Linked DNA regions of Homo sapiens: region 1 is linked to region 2. The links are chromatin loops, found by intact Hi-C in ENCODE. Cell type or tissue: Calu3. All regions are shown on one strand.

Region 1 (2,500 bases), 460 kb after region 2:
TTACATGCAGCCATCTGTAGAATGTCATGTGGTCTGTCTTCAACTGGAATGACAGGAGCTAAAAGAAATGTGCAACCATGAGGACACAGTAACCTAAGAATGACGTGTTAAGACAGGAAACCCAAAACGATGGTAACTGAGAATGGTGCTAAGGCCCTAAGTTTTGGTCACACTCTCACCTGAGTGAGAACCTGACCAAAAAGGGGGAGTTTTTTGTTTTTGTTTTTGTTTTTTTTGAGACGGAGTCTCGCTCTGTCGCCCAGGCTGGAGTGCAGTGGCGGGATCTCGGCTCACTGCAAGCTCCGCCTTCCGGGTTCACACCATTGTCCTGCCTCAGCCTCCCAAGTAGCTGGGACTACAGGCGCCCGCCACTACGCCCGGCTAATTTTTTGTATTTTTAGTAGAGACGGGGTTTCACCGTTTTAGCCGGGATGGTCTCGATCTCCTGACCTCGTGATCCGCCCGCCTCGGCCTCCCAAAGTGCTGGGATTACAGGCGTGAGCCACCGCGCCTGGCCGGGGGAGTTTTTTTTAAACAAAATTCTGGGGACCATTGTTTTGGACTAAGCTCATGCACTAGGCCCCAACAGACCAAACCAAACAAAACGGAGTTGCTTGTGTGTTAAGAAAACACATAGGTTCTAGAACAAACCAGATTTTGTTTTTTTTCCTGCTGCAAATCTTTGTAACAAACATTTTTGATAGCATAGGTATCCACCCCATGAAGTTCACAATCTTTTAACCAAATTCATTTCCTCTTGCCTAGAGACCATCAAGCTTCACATCATCATGCAACAAAGGTTCCAGCCAGTTCCAGGTGAAGACACCACCCCTGGCCATCAAGAAGCTACCTTGCCTTCACCAGACAGAGCAGGGTGAGAGTTCCATGATCCTCAGTAGGTAGGGACTACACCTCAAGCCAGCATGAAGCAGATACAGAAAAAAGATCATCGGTTTCTCTGCCTCCCATAAAGATTTATGGGGTCACATCTCTCATGGGGGAGATGAGGCAGGAAAAGAGGGTCTGAAGGCAGGGAACATAAGGCCAATTCACACTTCAGCTATGACAGGAAATATTGTCTCCATAGGGTGTAGGCCAAGTAAATAACTTTGTAACTTTACTTTATCCCTTCATTTACATGGGGTGTACCCCAAGTAACCAATGGAATCCTCTAGAGGGTATTTAAACACCCCAAAATTATGTAATGAGGCCCTTGAGCCCCTATGCTTGGTCCCACTCCCACACTGTGGAGTGTACTTTTATTTGCAATAAATCCCTTAATTCCTTCCTTCCTTTGTGCATTTTGGCCAATTCTTTGTTCAAGACGCCAAGAACTTGGTCGCCCTCCAGTGGTGACAAGAAGAGACTACAGATTTCTTCCTCGTGAAAATAAGAAAACAACTAGGAACTTTCCGAAATTTCTGTAGTATGTTAAGCAGAGGGAGTCAAGTTGAAAGAAAAGGCCATTAATGCTGAAACACCTATGATGTCATACTTGAAAAGGAAGGACTTTCAGAGAAATATGTAAATAATTTCCTCCCATTCTGTCCCAAGCCAAGGGAAGAAGTTTCTGAAAGTAAGAGCTTTGGGTGGGTAATTGCGTGAAAATTGGAATGGGACAAACAATATTGGTGCACCAAATGCACTTCAAAAGGTAAAGTGAGGAACTTAACATTACAGGTTCCTGATATTGCTAGTATGAAAATGAGATGAGGCAGAATCTCTAACTAGTTTCGTCTTGATAAAACACTCAGGAGTGAAAATCACTAAGGTGATCAGCTTTTAGTCTAACCCTACTTTCAACTGATAACTTATAGCTCTTACCAAATGAAATCACTTCTAAGAAACCACAGCAGGGCCACGGGAGAACCTGGCCACCAAAAGGCCTAGCTGCAGCATTTTACTCCCAAGTTTACTTATTCAGGAAATTCAATTCAATTCGTTCATTGAATGGATTGAACTTTAATACTAAACTGGGCTCATTGCCACTTCCTGAGGATTGGTCAGATGATCATCAAAATCAATGAAATATTGATCTATACAATTGCTGAAGGAGTCCAAGCAAACTACCAATATGTCAATATGACCCACTTGGTTTTTTTTAATCAAGGGTGCATATAATAATTCCCTGAAAAGCTTTCTTAAAATACCCTGGATCATAGGCCTCTCTGGATTTCCTGATTCTGATTTGGGACATGCCAAGATGTGTCAGGTAAGCACATTTTTAGAAAATAAAAATCTCAATATGTAATTATGAAGCATAACACATTTTGAGAACTACTGATGTAGATTATCACCTGCAAGCATAAGTAGATTCGGTACAGAGGTTGATTCAGTACAGAGGTTGAGGTCCTCGGATTCAGTACAGAAGCTGAAGTCCCTAGGGAAAGGGAGTTGATGCCAAATGCAAAAGATTACATTAATAATTTGTCTTAGACAGCTCAGCTACCATAACAGAATACCACAGACTGCAGGACTTAACAGAAATGTATTTTCTCAC
Region 2 (2,500 bases):
GTTTTGAAGACACGCACCTGCATGCGTGTGCATACACACACACACACACACAAAAAAAAAAAAAAAACATAGATTTGGTTCATTTGGATTATTTGCATCTACAAATTTACTACTTACTTTAGTCCTACTTTTTTACATTTGTTTATATCTGGTCAGGATGAGAATTATTGAATTCTGTTCTCTAAGGGTAACTTTCATAAACATAGTATCTCTGAAGTTTTATTTATTTATATGTTAAATATAGACTATACATTCTACTCGAGAACATACATATCTTTTATAAAGTACTTCCCTCCAAAATTCAGGTGTAATTGAATTAGTGCCATGCTTATTTTAAGATTCTTGGAAATATGAGTCTGATTGTCTTTTGGAAGAAAATTATATTATTTATTACTGAGCTTCTTATGATTCTTATATTGAAAGAAATATAGCTTTTGTTTCAATATCTACTATTAAAGTGCACTACAGTCATATTTTTAAACCAATAATTCCATTAAAAGCACATTCAGATGTCTTTGTTTCAGACAGCATGATATTTTTCCACATAGTTCAAATGAACTAAACTTCTGCATTCTTTTAAGCCATTTTCTAAGTAAAGAATAAAGATAAAATTTTCTCAGCTGCCTTCCCAATGAAGAAATGAAAATATTTTCTTTTTCTATATTTGCTTCATTTTACAGTCTGTGATCAGTGGAAAAGTTGACAGAAAAGCAATGTGTTCAAATCATTTGTCTATTTATTTACGTTTGGAATGAGAAACTTTGGTGTCATATCATGTTTTTCCAGTTTCTCTGATTATAACATCTCCTGCAGTAGTATTTCAGGCAAAAAAATATCAAGGGCTGTGTATAGACTATATACACATATATACTGTAACATATATACTATATGTTAGAGAATGTATCTGCATTTTTATTAGGAGTGACTTTTTCTAGCAAGTACATTGCATAAATGGGGATCTTACATGGTATAGACATTTCAAATATTTATGCTAAATTTGATACGTTTTCATTATGAGACAATTTTTTTAAATAATTTGATTTAAGACCTAAAAACCAAATGATAAAATTAAATTTCATGTCTTCAAATTGCCTCTTTCCTCTGTTTTTTTAAAAAATAATTCATAACTTATCTATTCAAATATTTAAATGAAAGAAAAAAGAGAACTGGAAGAGTCTTTTCTTGACTTCCTTAACTTTTTCACACACCCACACATCTCAAGATCTGCATCAGAAGTATATTCTAACAATATATTTTGCATAAGATTATGCTACTTGTAGGAGCTACTAATTGTAGAATTACTATATTTCATTATTATTTATCACATTTGTTCCAAAATATACATGATTCATATTGATTATGTTTATCTCTATTATCTATTATTTTGATAGCTTTTTATTTTCCTATGTTCCTACCATCTTCTTCTGCTCTGCCTTTCTTTCTTTCTCAATTGTTTCACAACTTTCTTATCTGTGCCAAACAGGAAAGCAAGACACTAGACTTTAGAGACAGATTAAGGCTCTGTGCCCTTAAGGAGCTGCCTGGTCAGGGATATAAACATAGAAGAAAATACAGGACAAAGTCACAAGGACAGGTTAAATGGGTAAAACATACAACGTAGTGTGTAGTCAGGAAGAGTAAGTAACCAGGTCAGCCTGGATTTACAAAGGGAATAACATTTGAACTGAGTTTCAACACATGGGGCAGACAGAGGGTGCTAGAAGACAGCAAGAGCCAGACACTCTGACCATGGAAAAGAACTGCTCATTCAAGGGCTCAGAGGTTAACTAGTTGGTGAAACTTCAGTAAAGGAGTGTTAACAGGAGTTAGTGATTTTGGAAGAGCATTTCTCAGTCTATGTTTTCAGAACATCATTTCCAGAGTGATACATTTGTGTTATAAAATGTGAAGTTTTCATTGAATGAGTTTTGGGAAATAGATTGAATTAACATTTTAAAAATTTCTGGGCTTCTTGGGCCCTGTAATATGTTATTATGCACTATATATATTGTTTAATCAGTAAAAAAAAGAGGGAAATAAAGAAAATAAAATTTATCAGTAATCCCACACTCTAGAGAGAACCGCTGTTAGTGTTCTGGTATAGTTCTTTCTAGGATTTCTTTTCCTCTAGACTTTTCCCCATGTAAGTCTCCTCTTCCCTGAATTAGTGCCCAATTACCTTGCTATTTAATGTATATATTAGGTGTAAAATTTTGTACTGTGTTTCTCTATGTGAGAGATGGTATGCTAGATGGTAACAATGTAAAGACAGAGCATGTATAGCCTACCCTTCAAGAAGCTCCCTGTTAACATTCATTGAAAATTTTTTTAAAATAAATTTTATTGTATATATTTGAGGATTACAACATGATATTATGGGATACATATGGATAGTAAGATGGTTGCTATAGTGAAGCAAGTTAACATATTCCTTATCTTGCATAGTTACTTGTGTGTGTGTGTGTGAGAGAGAGCCAAGAGAGCTAATATGTAGTTATTT

The links. Hi-C counts contacts between places; a loop is a spot of excess contacts. Peaks named below come from ENCODE experiments on the same cell type or tissue, not always from the same donor. Only the 100,000 strongest peaks of a DNase experiment are listed, where the experiment ranks them.
Region 1: a loop joins it to region 2, with 15 times the contacts of the local background. A loop is called at or near these places in 7 of 110 quality-filtered maps.

What each region holds. Positions count from the first base shown.
Region 1 is chr14:46,580,120-46,582,619 of GRCh38, reverse strand. LOC124903309 (a long non-coding RNA gene) reads left to right here. Exons shown (of 11, transcript XR_007064146.1): 3 at 766-874. LOC105370480 (a long non-coding RNA gene) reads right to left here. Exons shown (of 4, transcript XR_943827.3): 3 at 2,298-2,380; 4 at 1-58. Among named protein-coding and RNA genes, the nearest start is that of RPL10L, 70 kb to the left of the region's middle. In Calu3, no CTCF peak of the experiment used is centred here; a DNase peak (open chromatin) is centred at 1,339.
Region 2 is chr14:47,039,880-47,042,379 of GRCh38, reverse strand. All of the region lies in intron 7 of MDGA2 (MAM domain containing glycosylphosphatidylinositol anchor 2), which reads left to right. Among named protein-coding and RNA genes, the nearest start is that of RPL10L, 390 kb to the right of the region's middle. In Calu3, no CTCF peak of the experiment used is centred here; no DNase peak of the experiment used is centred here.